Linked DNA regions of Homo sapiens: region 2 is linked to region 1. Evidence: read pairs that join two places in POLR2A ChIA-PET (ENCODE). Cell type or tissue: MCF 10A. All regions are shown on one strand. Each heading gives the region's core, and the rest is flanking DNA. Links, peaks and the distances in the headings are about the cores only. Region 1 overlaps ITGB5 (integrin subunit beta 5). Region 2 has its middle 6.3 kb from the start of ITGB5.

Region 1 (2,915 bases), core at 232-2,731:
AAAGCCATGTCAGGGGTATGTTGGTTTCCTGTGTTGATTAGAACCTGTGATACTGTGGTACGATAAGATATATATATAGGTCTCTGCCCCTAGTTCCTAATATAAAGCCCCTAAAACCTTTATAGATAAGGACACTAGGAGAATCTTTTGTTATTATATTTGGTCTTTAACGCTGGTTCCCGACACAGAGTTTCCAAGACCATTGTAGTTTCCTGGGTAATAGGAACATCTTTTGTTCTAATGAGGTGACTCTTGGGGGGTGCTCCTGGACAGCCTCAGGATGGTGGCTGGTTGCCAGGGGAACCAGCCATGTGATTAGAGGGTTGGAACTTTCAGCCCCACTCCATGACCTCTGGGGAGGTAGAGAGGGGCTGAAGGTTGAGTGGATCACCAGTAGCCAGAGATGTGACCAGTCATGCCCATGTAACAATGCCTCCATGAAAACCCAGAAGGCCTGGATTTGGAGGGCCTTGGGAAAGCTGTGGGACAGGTTCCTGGAGAGTGGCACCAGAGAGGACAGGGAAGTTCTGCACCCTCCTCACACACCTTGCCCTGTTTCTCTTCATCTAGCTGTTCATCTGCAGCCTTTATCTCTTATTCATATGTGGGTAAGTGTAAACAAACTGTGTCCCTGAGTTCTGTGAGCCATTCTAGCAAATTGATGAAAGAAGGAGAGGGGTCATGGGAATTTGAATTTATAGCCGATCAGTTGGAAGTATAGATGACAACCTAGTACTTGTGATTGGCATCTGCGGTGGGGGCAGTCTTGTGGGCTGAGCCCTTCACCTGTGGGACCTGACACTATGTCCAGGTAGATAGTGTCAGAATTGTGCTGAATTAGAAGATAACCAACCAGTGTCCAGTAGAGAATTGCATGGTGTGTGGGGGAAAAATCCTCACATCTGGTGTCAGAAGTGTTGTGTTGAGTGGTGTGTGAGAGTAGAGTAGGAAAAACAGTTTGGGTTTTTCCTTCCAAGTACTCATCTTACTTGCTCCTGTCCTGGCCAACGGGAAAGGCTGGGCTGGGCTTCAAGCTCCTTGCACTTGGACTTTTCCCAACTTTGAGCCCCAGCACGGGCCCCTGGTCCATGTGGGGTGTGCCGGGGCAGCAGGAGAGGTTTTCGTCAGCTCTGCTCTCCTTTCACCTGCTCCGCATCCGGCCAGAGTCCAGTCACAGCTCTCTCCAGACCGCTTGTGTTTTTGTCACCTCACCGTCCGAGTGGTTTGTGTTGGATTTCATGAGTCATGCAACACATGACTAAGTGTGGGTGTTGGCTTTTACCTCCCCTAGAGTGCTGGCAGACCATCTGTGGGGACATTCTGAGCAGATTTGGGTTGGAACATATGTAACAGATGCAATGGCTGTGGTATTTGGCCAGGCTGAGGAGGGAGCAAAATGGAAAGGGTATGTTTAATTTCATGTCTTGTAGAATCAAGTCTGGTGTACACATCTCTCCGAGTGTGAAATCAAGTTGGATTTATACATTTTTTCTTGCTGTGCCAAATTCTTCACTGTGAGAAATCACCAAGTCTTCCCAAGGGAGTTTGGCAATGTGGTGCTTTGCTCTGTAATAAGTGCTGGTGAGAGAATCCCCTCCTGAGCTCAGCCGTGGAGCCCTGGGTCCACACGTGCAGAGGGGGCTGGCCTCATGTTGCACCCAGAAAGGCCTCTTTTCAGTGTGGGAGCGAACAGAATGAGTTGGAAAGCACTGGAGCTGCATGTGGAGGGTGACTTCAGAAGCTGTGGTGTATTTTTCTCTAGCAGAGCACATGTTTCTCTTTTTGTTGTTGCCATAAAGTCTGCTCCCACCCACTCCACAGCTGGCCCGACTTAAAGCAATTGCAGATGTGACCTAACCTGACCGAGTATTTAATAGCCTTTACACTTCTGACATTCCCAACATCATCTTGTTTCCTACTGGAGAACTAAGGAGTGCACCTTGAGGGGCGAATCTGGTAGGAGTTAATGGAATTTTAGGAGTCACACATAAAAGTCTTCATGTGTAAGAACTGCACTTTGACTCCATCCATTCACTTATTCAACAGATATATACCAACAGCCTAATGTGTGACAGGGATCATGCTGCACCTTGGAAATAAAATAGTGAGCAAAACACAGTCCTGCCCTCCAGCACTCATAGTTTTGGGGGCAGAGACCCTTACAACCACGATACAACCTGATGATCTCTTTCCAAAGTCACAGAGCCAAATTCCTTTTTATTTTTTTATTTTTGTTTTTTACCTTATCTGTGGACAGAGAGCCAATTTCCAAAGAAAGAAGTGCATATCAGGTGTGGGGATTAGAAAGAGCCCTGGGGTGGGTCAAGAAAGCCTGCACCCGGTCCTGTGCAGCAGAGTGGTCCCAGGCCACCTTTTCCTTGCCCTGACCTCCAGCTTCCATACATGAGAGGTTTGGGCTGCATCATCTCCACGGTTCCTGCTGCCTGAAATGTCTTAAGAGTTTCTGATTCCAGAGACTCTGTGGGTAGCAGGAATAATACAAACTTTATATCAGAACATGGGGCTTATGGCCTGAGTAGAACATAAGAGTCCATTTCCATCTAATTCTTAGTTGCTGACTCACAGAGTAGGAGTCCAAGTCCCTCTTGCTTTTTCCCAGATCCTCCCTTGGGGCTTTCGAGTGGCGGCTTGGGCAGATCTTGCTGGGGAGCACTGGTGTTTCCTTCCAAAGTTTTATTTGTGAACGACAGGGCCCCCATATTTCAAGTTATCGTTCCCAAGTAATTTTTTTACATGCCTTCACTCTTCAGCTCTTTTACAATACTGTTTTATTTCCTCCACTACTTATTCACGGTTATAAATTTATTTTTTAATATTTGTCTTAAGAAATATTTTCATCTACTTGGCCTGAGACCTTAGCATAGCTGTTAAATCATTCATCTGTCTACCCATCC
Region 2 (2,915 bases), core at 205-2,704, 81 kb before region 1:
TTGGAGCTGTGATATTCTGGGCCTTCTGTCTTATCACTCCACTCCTATAGCATTTCTCCCCAAGCCACATCTGTGTAGAACAAGCTTGTTCAACCTGTGGCCTGTGGGCCACATGAGGCCCAGGATGGCTTTGAATGTGGCCCAACACAAATTCGTAAACTTTCTTAAAACATTGTAAGATTTGGGGGGGAGGGGGGATTTTTTTTTAAGCTCATCAGCTATCGTTCGTATTAGTGTATTTTATGTGTGGCCCAAGACTTCTTCTTCCAATGTGGCCCAGGGAAGCCAAAAGATTGGACACCCCTGGTGTAGACCATACCTGTTCTGTGTCTCTTCTCCATCTCCTGCCTACTCCTTTATTACTGGCATTTACTCAAGAAGTCTCTAAACATGATTGGTTTAAAATATAGTGTGTGTGTTTATGTGTATTTGTATTCATTCATTCTACTTTTTACTGAAATAACTGGAAAGGAATCTATGCCCTTTAGGTGATATGAGAAAACATCCAGGAAAAGAGGAACGCATTGTGATTGCTTTGCTCCAGCGGAAAGAGGGCATTTAGAGAAAGAATCCAGGAGAGTTTCCTCCATGTCTAAGCTCTACTGATAATCTTAAAGAAAATTTTACATAAGCAATATCCGATGTGAAAAAAATAAAATAAAACAAGCATGGCCAACTTAATTGAAAAATGCTGGGGCCGGGTGCAGTGGCTCACGCCTGTAATCCCAGCACTTTGGGAGGCCGCAACGGACGGATCGCAAGGTCAGGAGATTGAGACCATCCTGGCTAACACGGTGAATCCCTGTCTCTACTAAAAATACAAAAAATTAGCCGGGCATGGTGGTGGGCGCCTGTAGTCCCAGCTACTGTGGGAGGCTGAGGTAGGAGAATGGCATGAACCTGGGAGGCGGAGCTTGCAGTGAGCCGAGATCGTGCCACTGCACTCCAGCCTGGGTGACAGCGAGACTCTGTCTCAAAAAAAAAAAAAAAAAAGAAAAATATCACAACTTTTACTATAATTTCATTAATGGATTTGTTAACATCATTCATGAAAGCTGGAAAATATATATTTCCTCTAGAATATATAATTAAAAAGTATTTTCAAAATTAACCTTTCAAAAATTGCCCTCAGAAAGATGTAATAATTAATGAGTATTTTCGGAATTGGTCATTAAATGCTTGTGTGTGCTTCTTAACAGCGTCAGAGAAATATGACATTTCTATGACTTACAGCTACATTTGCACATTAAGAGCAACAACACCAAAGAGAAACACCTATCCCTATGTTGAAAATTTCTGTCGAGACTTGTTTGGTACTCCGTTTCTCAACATGAAATTCCACCCCCCTCACACTTGGCAATGACCACTATGCACATGCTGAACCTAAAAATAAGCCATCAAACAAAAATTACTGAGATCTACTATATGCCAGTTAGCATAATAGGCTATTTTCACTAACAGGGAACCCAGTGTGCCCCTGGACTTGTCACCTGCTTGTCTCCCATGTTCATCCATCATCTAGGTGTCATTTTTGGGTCTGCCCTCAGTAGTCCCTTATTGGCTGTGAACTCTGAGAGCTGGCACAGGGATTACTTTTTCCTAACCAGGACCATGGTGGACAGGGAAAGAAAAACTTATGACAGAGCATTTTCCTATAAAAAGGAATATAATTTGGTATTTTTCAAATAAAAAGTTAATCATTTTAATTTTATTTTATTTTGAGACAAAGTGTCACTCTGTTGTCCAGGCTGGAGTGCAGGGGTGCGATCTTGGCTCACTGCAACCTTCACCTCCTAGATTCAAGCAACTATCATACCTCAGCCTCCTGAGTAGCTAGGATTACAGGAGCACGCCACCACATCCAGCTAATTTTTGTATTTTTAGTAGAGATGGGTTTTCACCATGTTGGCCAGGCGGGTCTCGAACTCCTGACCTCTGGTGATCTTCCTGCCTTGGCCTTCCAAAGTGCTGGGATTACAGGCATGAGACACCACTGCACCCAGCCTAAAAAGTTAATCTTAACATTAAAGAAAATTGTATACATGTGTCATAGGCCTATCAATCTCTACAAAAGAGTCACCAGAGTCACTCATTTCTTGCAGTGTGGTAAATCCTAGGCATGACTACTAAAAGCAGAGTAAATTAAGTGCCTTATCTAAACTAAGGGGTATACTGTAGGATAGTTGTTTTTCTGCCCCGAACTCTTTTTCTCCCTGCATGTTAAATTACAGGTATGCCTCAGTGAAATATTTCTGACTTGGATTAAAATTGAATTGCCCAACATAACAAGTCACTTTGGGAGTTGGTAAATCTGAATTGTGAAACAGGAAACTTAACGAATCTGATTTTTAAGTTTTTTTGTTTATTTATTTTTACAGGTAAAATAGACATAACATAAAACTTACCATTTTAACTTTTTTTTTTTTTTTTTTTTTTACAGAGTCTCCCTCTGTCACCCAGGCTGGAGTGCAATGGCACAATCATGGCTCACCACAGCCTCAACCTCCTGTGCTCAAGCGATCCTCCCACCTCAGCCTCCTGAGTAGCTGGGACTACAGGCACTTGGCACAGTGCTAATTTTTTTTTTTTTTTTTTTTTTTAATAGAGATGGGATTTCACCATGTTGCCCAGGCTGGTCTCGAACTCCTGGACTCAAGCAATCTACCTCCCTCCCCCCTTCCTCCCAAAGTGCTGGGATTATAGGTGTGAGCGACCACACCTGGCCCATTTTAACTATTTTTAAGTTTACCATTCAGTGGCATTAAGTACATTCACCATGTTTTGCAATTATTACTACCATCTATTTCCTGAACTTTTCCATTATCCCAAACTGAGGCCAGGAGTGGTGGCTCACTCCTGTAATCCCAGCACTTTGGGAAGCCGAGGCAGGCAGATCACTTGAGGTCAGGAGTTTG

The links. ChIA-PET counts read pairs that join two places held together with the same protein. Peaks named below come from ENCODE experiments on the same cell type or tissue, not always from the same donor. Only the 100,000 strongest peaks of a DNase experiment are listed, where the experiment ranks them.
Region 2: POLR2A ChIA-PET joins it to region 1 with 6 read pairs; 7 of 35 experiments call an interaction of 5 or more read pairs at or near these places.

What each region holds. Positions count from the first base shown.
Region 1 is chr3:124,811,297-124,814,211 of GRCh38, reverse strand. All of the region lies in intron 8 of ITGB5 (integrin subunit beta 5), which reads left to right. Among named protein-coding and RNA genes, the nearest start is that of ITGB5, 75 kb to the left of the region's middle. RefSeq lists an enhancer at 1,150-1,754. In MCF 10A, for the core only: no CTCF peak of the experiment used is centred there; a DNase peak (open chromatin) is centred at 1,221.
Region 2 is chr3:124,892,213-124,895,127 of GRCh38, reverse strand. It overlaps a transcript of ITGB5 not described here. Among named protein-coding and RNA genes, the nearest start is that of ITGB5, 6.3 kb to the right of the region's middle. In MCF 10A, for the core only: no CTCF peak of the experiment used is centred there; a DNase peak (open chromatin) is centred at 1,327.